Regions from separate parts of the Homo sapiens genome. Here all the other regions are linked to region 2. Evidence: chromatin contacts called from ENCODE Hi-C or POLR2A ChIA-PET data. All regions are on one chromosome and are shown on one strand. Each heading gives the region's core, a stretch centred on a gene start or an enhancer-like site at or near the end of the contact. The rest is flanking DNA. Distances are from core to core; before and after follow the strand shown. Region 1 holds the start of ANO10 (anoctamin 10). Region 2 holds the start of SCAP (SREBF chaperone). Region 3 holds the start of DCAF1 (DDB1 and CUL4 associated factor 1).

Region 1 (4,694 bases), core at 1,916-4,415, 3.9 Mb after region 2:
CCCTCCGTTTCCCTGAAGCCATTCCCTGTCTGGGAGCTGCCCTGCAGTGGTATGGTGACACAGTCACCTGAGAGAAAACCTGTCCTTCTGGACAGAGGAGTTGGGAAAAGGGACTCTTGGAAGCCAGAGAGAACATGGAGGAAATACCCAAAGAGAGACAAGTGGAGAAAGGAATCCCTAATTCTGTGTAATTGTTTGACATGCAGTCATAGGTAATTGATACAGTAGTTCTCCTTAGCCACAGTTTCTCTTTCCATGGTTTCAATTACCTTCAGTCAACTGAGGTCAGAAAACATTGCATGGAAAATTCCAGAAATAAACATTGCATAAGTTTTAAATTGTGTGCCATTCTGAGTATCGTGATGAAATCTCCGCCTGTCCTACTCCATCCCTCCTGCGATGTGAATCATCTCTTTGTCTGGTGTGTCCATACTGTAGGTCCTTGTATTAGTCCATTCTCATATTGCTATAAAGAAATAACTGAGACTGGGTAATTTATAAAGCAAAGAGGTTTAATTGGCTCTGGTTTTTCAGGCTGTACAGGAAGCATGATGCTGGCATCTGCTTGGCTTCTGGGAAGGCCTCAGGAAACTTAAAATCATGGCAGACAGCAAAGGGGGAGCAGGCATATCACATGGCGAGAGCAGGAGCAACAGAGAGAGAGCAAGATGCCACACACTTTTAAACAGCCAGATCTTGTGAAAAGTCTCTCACTATTTCGAGGACAGCACCAAGGGGATGGTGCTAAACCATTCATGAGAAATCTACCCCCATGATCCAATCACCTTGCACCAGGCCCCACCCCCAATACTGGAGATTACAATTCAGCATGAGATTTAAGTGAGGACACAGATCCAAACTATATCAATGCTACATACCTTTTGGTCACTTAGCAGCCATCTAGGCTATCAGGTCGAAAAAACATAATATATACAGGGTTCAGTACTATCTGTGGTTTCAGGCATCCAGTGGGGGTATTGAAATGTGGCTAAGGGGGACTACTATATAGGGATCTATGTCATTAACTCAGGTTTGCCATTTATGCTGTCCAACAATTTGCTATACTTAACAGAAAGTTTTAATTTGTTAATTGTGGAGATGAAATAAGATTATACAAGAGAAAATGACTTTTATATTTCCATTCATTTTTCTTCCTAATTCCTCCAGCCACATAAATATAAGAAAATGAAATTATATGGAGGATGGCCGTGCGTTCTAGGATGAGAAGATAAGAAGAGTACAATTTAAAAACAAAAGTCTAAGGAGTAATTCATGTCTAAACTTATTGAAGTTCATAAATAATTTGTCCTGATTTTCAGAAGAAAGAGAGAACTTCTGAACATAACCACACAGGACCTACAAAAAGATAGCTGCACAAAAACTGGTTAATAATGTTGTGAGCTGCCATGATAGCATCGGAGGACTAGAAAGAATGACAAACTGCTCCTACCAAGTAACGAGTCTTCTGCTCCTTTCTTTTAGTTTCCCTGCCTCCTGCCTGGAACCTGGAAGACCCAGAGAAGGGTGGGGAGTAAAGAACAGACCAGCCTTCTCCGCACTGCAGTTTGTTGAGGCATTGATCTGGCCAAAGCTGGATGTATGGAGGCAGAAAGTGTTCATTCATTTTTTAAATTTTTCATTTCAGAATTATTGCTTGTCTGCTATGGACCTAACACTGTTCTAAACATTGGGGCTGGTAATCCTCCATTATCTGTGGGAGATACATTCCAAGATCCACAGTGGATGCTTGAAACTGAGGATAGTATAAAACTCTATGTATACTATGTTTTTTCCTACACATACATACATACTATGATAAAGTTTCATTTATAAATTAGGTACAGTAAGGGATTAACAACAATGAATAATAATAAAATAGAACAATTATAAAAATAGACTGTAATAAAAGGTGAATATGGTCTCTCTCTCTCTCTCCAAATATCTTATTGTTCTGGCCTCACCTATTTTCAGACTGTGGTAGACCCTGGGTAACTAAAAACACTTAAAGCCGGCAGGGCGCGGTGGCTCACGCCTGTAATCCCAGCACTTTGGGAAACCGAGGCAGGCGGATCACCTGAGGTCAGGAGTTCTAGACCAGCCTGGCCAACATAGTGAAACCCTGTCTCTACAAAAAATACAAAAATTAGCTGGGCATGATGGTGCGCGCCTGTAATCCCAGCTACTCAGGAGGCTGAGGCAGGAGAATCGCTTGAACCCGGGAGGCGGAGGTTGCAGTGAGCCGAGACTGCGCCACTGCACTCCAGCCTGGGTGACATTGCGAGGCTCTATCTCAAAACAACAACAACAAAAAGTCAAAAAGTGTGGTGGACAGAAGAAATAGGAGAGCAGGTAAGGAAATGGTGGGGTGAGGAGCAGATGAGAACAGGTATTAAGTAGGATGGTCAGAAAGGGCCTCAGGGAGAAAGTGAGAGCCCAGCAAACACTGAGGGAGGTGAGGAAGTGAGCCAAGCAGCCAACCGAGGGAAGAGCTTTCTGGGCAGAAGGAATGGCTGGGGCAGACTCTGAGCCTGGAGGTGGAAAGGTGTCTGGCGATTTCTAGGAGGAGCAAGGGTTTTGGGATTTGGCTGTGGTTGGATGTTAGGTTTTAATTATAAAAGGATCTGCGTTTTTCACAACTTGAAAGTGAGCTACAGTTAAAATGAGACTTGTTCTTATACCTGAAAGTGACCAGAAAATTAGGTTCTGGTCTTTAAGAGATGGAAGAGGGAAATGTGAAGGGGCGTATTCCTTTCCCCTGCCCCGACCGCTCGCGGTTGGAGAGCCCAGCCACATGCCGCCCCGGCTCGGAGTGACAGCCCAACCAGGCCTCTGCCTTCTCGGCCGCGCCTCTCCCGCTGCCGTCCGGATTTCGATGGGTGGTACAGTACGTTAGGCACGCCCCTCCCTTTCTCCCGGCCTGGTCTCCTGTTCCAGGCGACAGCCCAATGAGGGCTGCCTTTTTTTCTTCGGACCGGTTCCAGTCTAGGTTCTCGTCCACTACGATCGCCCAGTGAGGCCCCGCCCCTCCCACCGCAGTTCCGCCCCTCCCGGAGCTACCGCCCAGTGAGGCCCCGCCTCTCCCGCCGCGGCCCCGCCCCCCTGCGTGTGACCGCATCTAGGCCCCGCCGCGTCCGCCACGCCCAGCGCTCGGCGGCGCCCGCCCCACTGGCCTGGCCCGCCCCCCGCACCGAGCACTCTTTCGCCCGGCCTCCGGTTCTCGCCGGCTCTCGGACCCGCCTCCGAAGACGTGGAGCGCTGCGGCGGCTGGTGAGTCGGGGAGGGCACCTCGGACCCCCCAGCTGTCCGCAGCAGAGCCCGGCCCCTTGCAGCCACAGAGCCCCGGCCGCTGCAGGCTCCAGGAGCTCCGCCTGGTCGCCGCCCTGCGTTCCCGGGCCGCCTCCCGGTGCCAGCACCCCTGGGGATGGGAAGTGGGACCAGGATGGGCGCGGGGGCTGTGGGGGCAGGGACGAGTGAAGGTGTTGCGGGGAGCGGCGGTCGCAGGGGAGGGGAGAGGTTTGTGGAGGGGATTATGGGTCTGGGGCGAGGGTTTGAGTCCTGAGAGAAAGGCGGTGAGGCGGAAATTTGGGGCTGGTGAAGTCAGGATGGAGGATGTTGGGGGCCTCAGCGCTTTGGGGAAGGAGGCAGTGAGTGGGGTGGTCGGCGGAGCGGAGTGAAGGGTGGTTTTTAGAAGGGTCAGCTCGCGGGTCCCGGGGTTCTTGCTTCCCGGGCAGTCCGGGGATCAGGGCGGACTAGGCTGTCTCCAAGCAGGTTTGGCCGGAGCGGGCTTGCAGGATAATGCTCACATCGAGGTGACTGAGTTTCCAGGCTTTTGACTGGGACATACTGTACAGTTTAAATAATAGATACCTGTCTGGCTAGTGCCTGGGACACCTGAGAAACGTGGATGGAATGGGGTTCTCCCCTATAGGCAGCGTCTGATTTTGTGGGTGCCTTCACAGCACCAGCATTGGTGTGCGCTGCCTTCTGTAAAACCTTATATTCCAGCAGGACGGTGTATGGAGATCCCAGACTTAAAAAGTGCAGCTGAGGTTTATTCAGACTCAAGACACAGTTGTATCATATTGCCTTAAATCCTGCGGAGTTTAAATCTAATCCTGTGGGGTTTAAAGCGGTTAAATCCACTTTGTAGTGTCTACTTTTAATTTAAAGTCATACAAATCTAGAGGACTAGATGTTTTCTAAGGGCCCATTCTGCATGATAAACAGTTTAAAATTCGCTATGGAAAGTAAATCATCTGTTCTGAACAGCTGTTGCTGAAAGAATCGTAGAGTTGCAGATGAATGAAATTTGAAAGATCTAAAATAATGGAAGGGCATAGAAAAGTCTTGATAAATTGAAGTGTGTAAATGCACTTAAACCCACTGAAACTTTTTTCTTTTTGTTTTTTTTGAGACGGAGTCTTGCTCTGTCGCTCAGGCTGGAGTGCAGTGGCACAATGTCTGCTCACTGCAACCTCCGCCTCTCGGGTTCAAGCGATTCTCCCGAGTAGCTGGGATTATAGGCGCCTGCCACCATGCCCGGCTAATTTTTGTGTTTTTAGTAGAGATGGGGTTCCACCATGTTGGCCAGGCTGGTCTTGAACTCCTGACCTCAGGTAATCCTCCCACCTCGGCCTCCCAAAGTGCTGGGATTACAGACGTGAGCCACTGTGCTGGCCAACTTTTTTCATTGT
Region 2 (4,770 bases), core at 1,249-3,748:
ATTCCATGGGGGGCATTCTGTAGCAGATTTACCAGGGCCCCATAAACCCCAGCTTCCCCAGAGGCTCCACAGGATTCTCAGTGGGTTCTCTTAGGGCAGTGGAGGATTGTTTGCCATGCTTCAAGGCACAAAGGTACTTAGCTAGGTGCTTGTCAGTTTTGGAGCCTCTTATTTTTTGTGGGGGAGTGTCCAGACTTCACTGAGGGTCAGTCCTCTGCAAACACAGCTTTGATGGAGTGGTTGGGTGGGAAGAGGTGGTGAGTGAGGAGAATGACAGCAGTTCCCAAGGCAGTCTGGCTAAGTCCTGCCATGGAGGTGGTTAAAAGACAGGCTCCTGACCCTCTCTGGAGAGAAGACTTTGGTACAGTGGGCCCAGGGCTCAGGAGGACTCCTTCATGCCCAAGGTTTCTGAGGGGACAAATGATGGTATTTCAAGGGATCAGACCTGGAGAGAGTGATGTCAGGATAGGTAAGGGGTGTAGGTAAGTTCCCCTGAATGCTCTCTATTGTTGCTTCTCTCTCATTTAATACAACAAACAGGATGGGCACGGTGGCTCATGCCTGTAATCCTAGCAGTTTGGGAGGCCAACATGGGAAGGCTGCTTGAGCCCAGGAGTTTGAGACCAGCCTGGGCAACACAGCAAAAGACCCCATCTTGATAAAAATAACAAAAACAAAAATGGCATGGTGGCGCTCATCTGTAGTCCTACCTTCTTGGGAGGATCACTTGAGCCCAGGAGGTTGAGGCTGCAGTGAGCTATGACCACACCACTGCACTCCAGCCTGGGTAAAGGAGTGAGACCTCAAATGTAAAAATAAAAATAACCTAAAAAATTCTTTCTTTCTTTTTTTTTTTCTTTTTTTTTTTGAGACGGAGTCTCGCTCTGTCGCCCAAGCTGGAGTGCAGTGGCATGATCTCGGCTCACTGCAAGCTCTGCCCCCCGGGTTCATGCCATTCTCCTGCTTCAGCCTCCCGAGTAGCTGGGACTACAGGCACCTGCCACCACGCCCGGCTAATTTTTTTTTTGTTTGTTTTGTATTTTTAGTAGAGATGGGGTTCCACCGTGTTAGCCAGGATGGTTTCGATCTCCTGACCTCATGATCTGCCCGTGTTGGCCTCCCAAAGTGCTGGGATTACAGGCGTGAGCCACCGCGCCCAGCGAATACTTTCTTTATAGGATCAAAATTCCCATATTAAGCCAAAAGACAATGCTGAAAATGTCATAACCCTGAAAGTCACTTTGGGCCAAGGCCCACTGTCCCCATTGTTACTTTCATTGTGACAATAGTGTGGTGGGCAAGGAGGGAGGCCAGAGTCCGGTGGGAACTGGGTTTTAGGAGGAGGTATCTGAAGAATGTGTAGTGGGTCGGGGGCTGGTGCGGTCAGAAGGGCCACCTCTAATTTCTGCCTTGCATTGGTGACTAGATCTGCACTTTCTGGAACTCCCAGAGAAGTTTGCTGGTGCCTTTGAGGGCAGGTACAGGGCCTGCCTTATCCAGGTAGCCCTGGGGTGGGTGCGGGTGTCTCGGGCAGTAGGCAGGGGCTGAGGGGAGGCTTACCTCTGACACAAGACCTGGGTACAGCAAGGGCATGCAGTAGCATGATCAAAGTCCCCCCAGAGTGGTCCGGGCAGCGTCTCTAGTTGGGCCAGAGCTGGGCAGGTGGGGACCTGTGTTTCCCTCGAGGGGAGGCAGCCTCCCCTTCCCCTTCTGTGAGGCCCTGTAACAAGACCTACCTCGGATTTTCAGGAGGGCCAAATGCGAGGACATGTACAATACCAGCTCCGCAACTGACACCTAGTAAACAGTGAACGTAGCTGTTGCTATTATAACAAATACCTGTTCCCTGTGGAAAATGGTTAAATGTCAACTTATGCTTTTAAATGTCTATAGGGAAACTAGTTTTATGGACATTATTTATTCTTCTCATCTGCATTTGCAGTGTATCTCGGCCCAGCTGCTTCTAATTTTTTGCCATTATAAAACAGGGAACATGAGCATCTTGTGCAGGGTGGGTTTTTTGTTTTTTGTCTCACTGTGGCCTCGACCTCCCGGGCTCAGGTGATCCTCCTACCTCAGCCTCCTGAGTAGCTGGGACCACAGGTGCGCGCCACCACAGCCGGCTAATTAATTTTACTTGTGGAGACGGAGGTCTCCTACGTTGCCCAAGTTGGTCTCTAACTCCTCGGCTCAAGCGATCTTCGCGCCTTGGACTCCCACAGTGTTGGGATTACAACCGCGAGCCACCGTGCCCGGCTTTCTGCAAGTTCTTGATGACCGATGAGAGCCGGTGGGCCCAAACCCGGCGGGCCCTAACCCGGCTTCACGCTCCGCCCGGCCCGGCCCGGCCCGGCCGTCCATACTTCCCTCCGGTGTCCACCAGAGGGCGAACGGGAGACGCGAATGTGGTTCGACTACGCATGCGCACGCCGCTGGGCGCACGTGCGGAGGGCGGCGGGGCGGGAGGGTAAAGGTAGGAGGTGAGAGGTGAAGGGGCGGGCACCCGGCGGCCAGGAGAGAGAGGGAGGGCGCCACGCACCGGACTGCGGGCCGAGAGCGCGCACGCCGCGCTCCGCCCCTGCTGCCGCCCCCGTCGCCGCCGCCGCCGCCGCCGCAGCTTGGGAGGTGCTGCCACCACAGGTACCGTCACGCGGGTGCTCAGGGCGCCTGCCCGCGGGCCCCAGCTCGACCCCAGCCGCGTGGAGCTGGGAGTTCCGGAATGGGGGCCGCTAGGTTCGGGGGTGCGTGGGCATGGCGCTGTCCAGCAGCCGTGCGGGCCGGCCCTGGAGACCGCAGGCCGGCAAGGAGGCAGGGCCGCGCGTCCCCACCCCCAACCCGGCCGTGTCCCTGCACCGGCCGGCCCCTGGAGCTCCGCGTCCCCACCAGACCTCCGCGGGCCCCTGGTGTGACGGGGGGAGATGCGCGGCGTCGCATCCCCTGGCCTAGTTGCTCCGGGAAGCTGTTGTAGAACCTGCTTTGGTGCTGTTTGGGTTTTCCGGAGTGCGGGGGAGAGCAGGTTCTCCACTTTGCCTCTTTTGGAAGATCTTATTGAGAGACAACGCTAGTTGCTTTGCTGGTTTTGCTTGGTTTCTAGTTTTCCGTATTGCTTAAACCTCAACTTTGCTCACTAATGTTGCTTCTGTTTACTTCTGAGTGGGTTTATGACCTCAGTATTTAACCGGCTTATAATGTCACGATAGCGTTAGTTGCAGGGAGCCCTGGCTCCGGACTGTTTGAATCACAGAAAGTTGTGCAGATGGGAATGCGGAGGGGGGGGCAGTGAGTCGCTGTGGGGGCTCTGGCAGGGGTCAGCCCCTGGTTCGGGTCACTCACTGCTCCACCTTGTATGGCGACAGTCGGAGCTAGGTGAATAAACTCTTTCTGGGGATTTTGTAATACTTATCGTGAAGCGGCCATAGAAAAGGTTTAATGTTAGCGTTGCGTGTGTTTCTTTTATTTGGCCAAAAATTTGTGGAGTTTGGTTATGCCGTGTCTTTATTGGTTTGCTGTCAGGTCAGGATATTGAGCAAAAGACTGACGCTTTTATTAGGGAGTCAGGGTCGAGGGTGTCTAGTTAGTGCTGTATCCATTTTAGGTGTTCCTCAGTGATGCCTAAAGACTTGTTTTTTGTTTGTTTGTTTGGAGACAGGGTCTCACTCTGTCTCCCAGGCTGGAGTGCAGTGGCGCGATCTCGGCTCACTGCAGCCTTGATTTCCTGGGCTCAGGTGATCCTCCCACCTCAGCCTCCCCAGTAGCTGGGACAGCAGGTGTGTGCCACCACGCCCGGCTAATTTTTGTATTTTTTTGTAGAGATGGGGGTCTTGCTGTGTTGCCCAGGCTGGTCTTTAACTCCTGGGCTCAAGCATTATACAAGCCTTGGCCTCCCAAAGTGTTGGTATTACAGGCGTGAACCACCGTGCCCGGCCAAGACCTGTATCTTTTAAAATGTGTGTTAATATAGTTTACATTTTAGGTGTTTTACACATTTGCAGTATTCCCACTGAGCACATGATGTAAAAAACACTATATAAATATATTTAACACTGTATAAATATATTTCCATATTTATTCTTTTGGTCATAAATTGAAATGGAAAGAATTAGGCTTTTTAAATTTATTATGAACTGATCTGATGTTTGAATGCTCTCTCTTTTCTTTCTTTCTTTTTTTTTTTGAGATGGAGTCTCGCTCTGTCGCCCAGGCTGGAGTGCAGTGGCGCCATCTCGGCTCACTGCACCCTCCGCCTGCCGGGTTCAAGCGATTCTCCTGCCTCAGCCTCCCAAGTAGCTGGGACTACAGGCGCCCGCCACCATGCCCGGCTACTTTTTTGTATTTTTAGTAGAGACGGGGTTTCACCGTGTTAGCCAGGATCGTCTCTATCTCCTGACCTCATGATCCGTCCGCTTCGGCCTCCCAAAGTGCTGGGATTACAGGCGTGAGCCACCGCGCCTGGCTTGAATGCTCTCTCTTTTCTTTTGCTGTTGCGGCAAAAACGCCCCCTCTCTAGAGATCTCCGTGGACTTTATAATCACTGGTTTGGGGCCCTTCCCCCGTTCCCTCAGTCACTGTCATTAGGTGGGTAAAAAGTTTACTACAAGTTTATTACTAGAAAAATGGAGGCATATGCGATTCAGGAATTAAATAAACTAAAAAAGGAAAGAAAAAGTGTGCCTGTGGGCTTCACTGCAGGTATGTATATTAACATTTGGTGGTAGACTTTAGGGATGTTTTCTCTCTCAGAATCTAGCCATGCATGTGAATGTGCCTCAG
Region 3 (4,613 bases), core at 1,676-4,175, 4.0 Mb before region 2:
TATATCTGGCACATGTGGGTATCTGTGAAATATGCCACCAAGCACACTTGGAATGCGTGTGCAGTTGGGAAAGCCTGGGTGCTCCCTCTTCTTTTTCCCAGAAGTGGGAAGGAGGTGTTTGAAGGTGTCTGCAGGTGTGTGGCTATGTGCATGTTGGGGAGGGGGAGGTGTTGGCAGGGGTAGAGGAGGCTGCAGGAGTTAAGAGTGCAGATTCCTGAGGGCGTGGCTGCTGGAGAGGCCTTGTTTGTCTCCTCCCCTGCTTCCCCTGCCTCCTAGGCCCTGGCTTCTCCAAAGCCCCTTCTTAATGCTTCTTGCTCCCATCACCAACCCAGGGCCCCAGGCTGGGTTTGTTTTTTAAAAAAATTAAAAAAAAATTTTTTTTTGAGACAGAGTCTCTCTCTGTCACCCAGGCTGGAGTGCAGTGGCACAATGACAGCTCACTGTAGCCTCAACCTCCCAAGCTCAAGCAATCCTCCCACCTCAGCCTCATAAATAGCTGGGACTACAGGCATGCACCACCACGTCCGGCAAATTTTTAAGATATTTTGTAGAGACAGTGGAGCAAGGGTGAGGGTGGGGGTGTCTCTCTATGTTGCCCAGGTTGGTCTTGAACTCCTGGGATCAAGAGATTCTCAGCCCCTCAAAGTGCTGGGATTACAGGCATGAGCCACAGTGCTCTGACCAGGTTGGGTTTCTGAAATGAAGCAGTGCCATCTGGTGGCAGACTGAGGCAGTGCCAGGAGCGCGTGAGCTAAGCCTTGAGCTCCCCTAAGGGCTCTGCCTCTTAGGACCCCAGCCAGCGGAGAAGTCACCACTGGGCCGGCTAGACCATAGTCAGAGGGGAGATATCCAAGGCTTAAATGTCCCATCCTCATACATTTTAGGTTCATGGCCCAGGGAGGCATGGCAGGAAAGTCACCTGAAGGAGTGCTGGAGGAATGGCATGTGGGTTCCATTCCTTGTTCTACCTCTCTGGGTCCAGATTTCTCATCTGTAAAGGTGATTAACCATATCTTCCCTGTGTGTGTGGCAGGGTAGTGAGGGTTAAATGAGAGAGTGTGGCTGGAACACTTGGCTCAGGGCCCAGCATGCTCTGAAGTTGAAAGAAATGGTACTGGCCATTACTGACAGAGGTAGAGTTCCAGAAGCACAGAGAAGGGACCTGTGTGTTGTGGCAGGAGAAAGAAGTGAAGAAAGGTGACATGTCTGTGGCGCTCCCAGCACATATTAGAGAATCTCTGCTTGGAGCAGTAGCTCCAAGTTACACATTTAAGAGAAGGAGGATGGTCCCTTTTCTGGAAAGAGGGAAATGGGATCTAGTGGGGAATGAAACCAAGGGACCCAGGATTCAGGATCCTTACTAGCTGTCGAGCCTGAGCATAGCAGCAGGCTTGCTGTGTCTTGTATTCATGTGACAGTATTGCCGTGAAGACTCATGGAGATGCACGGAGACTTGCTCAGCATTCCCGGAGAGATAATGAGCTGCATAAGGCCTTGAACGCTGGGTAGGATCTTGTCAGGTCGAGATTCTGCTCAACTGTGGGTCATGTTTATCTTCTATGCCCCACAAGAGGGACTGCTGGTCAGAGTAAGGAGTCCTCTGGTTCTGCTGTTAATTGGTTGTGTGATGCTGGGCAAGTCGCTCACTCCCTCTGGGCCTCATTTTTCCCAACAACATGAAGAAATTGAATTAAGTGACCTGTGAGGTCAGTCCTGCCTTAATCTATGAGCTTTTGATTTTTCACTTCTCTGCCTCACGTATAATAACCTGGCAATAAGTATCTATTGATTCTTACAGGCTAGGTCTTGAACAAAAAGACAGAGGCTGGGTGCAGTGGCTCATGCCTGTAATCCCAACACTTCGGGGGGCCGAGGCAGGAGAATCGTTTGAGCCTAGAAATTCAAGACCAACCTGGACAACACAGTGGGACTTCGTCTCTACAAAAATTTTTAAAAATTAGCCGGGTGTGGTGGTGCACACCTGTAGCCCCGGCTACTTGGGAGGCTGAGGTGAGAAGATAGCTTGAGCCCAGGAGGTTGATTGAGGCTGTAGTGAGCTGTGATCGCGCCACTGCACTCCAGCGTGGATGACAGAGCGAGACCCTGTCAAAAAAAAAAAAAAAAAAAGACAGAGAAAAAAGAGGCTGGGAGAACTCAGCCCAGGAGTTCGAGAACAGCCTGGCCAACACGGCAAAACCATGTCTCTACCAAACACGCACATACAAAACAGAAACAAAAATTGGCTGGGTGTGGTGGCATGCGCCTGTAGTCTCAGCTGGAGGCTGAGGTGGGAGGACTGTTTGAGCCCGGGAGGCGGAGGTCATAGTGAGCTGAGATCGTCACTGCACTCCAGCCTGGGCAACAGAGCGAGACTCTGTCTCAAAAAAACAAAACAAAACAAACAAAAAACAACCAGTGCCTTCTGATTTAATGAGTGCTGTGATTTCTGATATGTTTATGAGAAATATTTTCTTAGATCACGGTATGTTCTAGGTAAGATAAGGCAAATGGCCAAATAAAACAGAGGCTCTTTGCGCACACAGGTCAGAACAAGACACTGAAAAAGTATCAGGCGATTACAGTACTGTCTTAGAAGGATTGGCTCCCTCACTTTTCACTTCCGCCTTCCGAAGCAGCCAATGAGTACTCAGCAGTTCGCATTTATCCAAAAAAACTACAAATCCAGAAGTCAATGCGCCAGGCGAAGAGCTCATGCGTCAATTGGGACTGGTGGGCCCGCCCCTAGACGCGGAACTTCATTTCCCAGGCGTCCCCGGGGCTCTTCGATTTTTTTTTTTTTTTTTTTTTTTTTTTTTTTTTTTTCCCCGATCGTGCAGGCGTTCTCTTCCCGCCCCTTGCTCGCGGTCCTCGCGCCAAGTAGGCGCGAGCGCGCGCGCGCGGTGCACGTAGCGCGCGAGTGACGCATAATATGTGGGCCGCTGTGGAGCCGTGGTCGCGCTGTGTGTGTGTGTGAGTGGAGAGTGAGTGCGGGACCTGAGGCTGTGTGTGTGTGAACTGTGGCCACTGGCGGGGTCGGGGGGGGGCAGCGGCGGAGCCGCCTCGGACGGTGAGTGGGAAATGGAGGGAGGCGACTCTACGGGAGGGGCGCGAGGAAGCAGGTCGCGCGGCTGGCCGGGCGGCAGAGTGGGCGCCGGGCTTGGGGGAGGGGCGGCACCTGCTTGGGCCGCCGGCGAGGAGGGGGCGGGCCGGTCTGCCGGGAGGCTGGGCCCGGGGCCTGACAGGACTTTTCCTCCTCCTGATTCTTGTCCTGGGGGCGGGGCCTCCACGTTCTTCCTCCACTCCCCACGAGAAGCTTCCCGAGAGTAACTCTTCCGCCCGGAGTGGGGGGGCGGGGTGTGTCCGCCCCTACCTGGAGGAGGGGCGCATTTCATTTCCCTTGTTTTCTTTTTCCTTCCAATCCTCCTAGTCTCTGTTCCGTACGGGCTTGCGGGGCTCCATCTTCCGTACTATACGGCGGGCCCCTTCCCGGACTGTGTCTCCGCCTCCAGCTCCAGTCACCTGGGCGGGCTCTCCCGTCTCTCGGCCTCGTGCCACCTCTCCCTGCACCCGCCTGCCTCTTGGACCGTGCGACGGGGGCGGAGCTTTCCGGGCGCTCCTCCCATCCCCATGAAAGAGGGAAGGGTTGGAAAGAGAGGTGTGCGGGTCCCGCAGCCTGGAGTCAAACCTCAGAGTGCCCGCGAAGCTTCCCTGGAGTCTATTTCCGGGGGTTATAGTAGTTTTCAACTGGGGTGTCAGAAGCGTTTGCTTAACAACTTCACTTCTTAGACGGTTTTCTGTCTGGTTTCCTCTTACTGCGGTGGCAGCGCTCTGGTTTTCCATTTGTTGAGGAAATAGTTTTGGAGTGTTTGTATTTAGCTATTTTTGAGTCACAAATGACTCGTCCTTGGCCATGTCATGTTGGTCTTGGTTTTTCCTTACCCTGTTTTTTTGATGAAGCCTTTTAATTAGTTTACATGTCTTAATTTTTTATATTAGTAGCATCTTCCTGTTCAAAATGCATCGTTAATGTACAGAATGAGAGGTTAATTGGTAATATCATCCTGCATTTTCTTTTTCCAGCTTACTGGAGTTTACCTTTAATGTTTATGTAAATGTGTATATTTAGATTTTAGGATCTATTTAGTATTTTTCTTAATGATGTGACCATTTGGGTTTTCTATATAACATTTATTCATTACCCATTTTTGAGTGGGTATATATTTTTGGATGTTAAAGAGATAATAGAGAATTTGGGGAATGTAGGGAAATCATTTTGTACTTAGTATCTCTTGCGTAGTTGCTGAGTACAGTGTTTTACTGTTCTGCCTATTATACAGTTTTAAAATTTTTTATTTTTATTCATTTATTTTTTATAGAGACAGTGGTCTCAGTATGTTGCCCAGGCTGGTTTTGAACTCAAGTGATCCTCCCTGGTCAGCCTCCCGAAGTGTTGGAATTACAGACATGAGCCACTACACCTGGCCTGTTTTTTTAGATACAGGATCTTGCCCTGTAGCCTAGGCTGGAGTGCAGTGGTGTGATAACTCTTTTTTTTTTTTTTTTCTTTTTTCTTTTTTTTTGAGACAGCGTCTCATTCTGTTGCCCCAGCTAGA

The links. A loop is a pair of places that touch in the nucleus more often than their neighbours do. ChIA-PET counts read pairs that join two places held with the same protein, here RNA polymerase II (POLR2A). Pooled maps may share reads with other maps.
Region 1: a loop to region 2 is called in a map of CD8-positive, alpha-beta T cell, with 12 times the contacts of the local background. The contact joins the promoter of ANO10 here to the promoter of SCAP in region 2. A Hi-C loop is called at or near these places in 1 of 168 maps with a recorded cell type or tissue (CD8-positive, alpha-beta T cell). POLR2A ChIA-PET finds 5 or more read pairs at or near these places in 1 of 52 experiments (CD8-positive, alpha-beta T cell).
Region 3: a loop to region 2 is called in a map of B cell, with 32 times the contacts of the local background. The contact joins the promoter of DCAF1 here to the promoter of SCAP in region 2. A Hi-C loop is called at or near these places in 2 of 168 maps with a recorded cell type or tissue (B cell and CD8-positive, alpha-beta T cell) and 4 of 50 pooled maps.

Annotation. Positions count from the first base shown.
Region 1 is chr3:43,620,482-43,625,175 of GRCh38, reverse strand. It overlaps ANO10 (anoctamin 10), which reads left to right and starts at 3,165. Exons shown (of 13, transcript NM_018075.5): 1 at 3,165-3,267. RefSeq lists enhancers at 1,591-2,243, 2,244-2,896 and a silencer at 2,952-3,451.
Region 2 is chr3:47,473,669-47,478,438 of GRCh38, reverse strand. It overlaps SCAP (SREBF chaperone), which reads left to right and starts at 2,498. Exons shown (of 23, transcript NM_012235.4): 1 at 2,498-2,640. It overlaps LOC105377073 (a long non-coding RNA gene), which reads right to left and starts at 2,494. Exons shown (of 3, transcript XR_940821.3): 1 at 2,075-2,494; 2 at 1,737-1,797. RefSeq lists a silencer at 2,411-2,950.
Region 3 is chr3:51,498,327-51,502,939 of GRCh38, reverse strand. It overlaps DCAF1 (DDB1 and CUL4 associated factor 1), which reads left to right and starts at 2,925. Exons shown (of 25, transcript NM_001387579.1): 1 at 2,925-3,067. RefSeq lists silencers at 684-783, 3,036-3,265 and an enhancer at 3,376-3,475.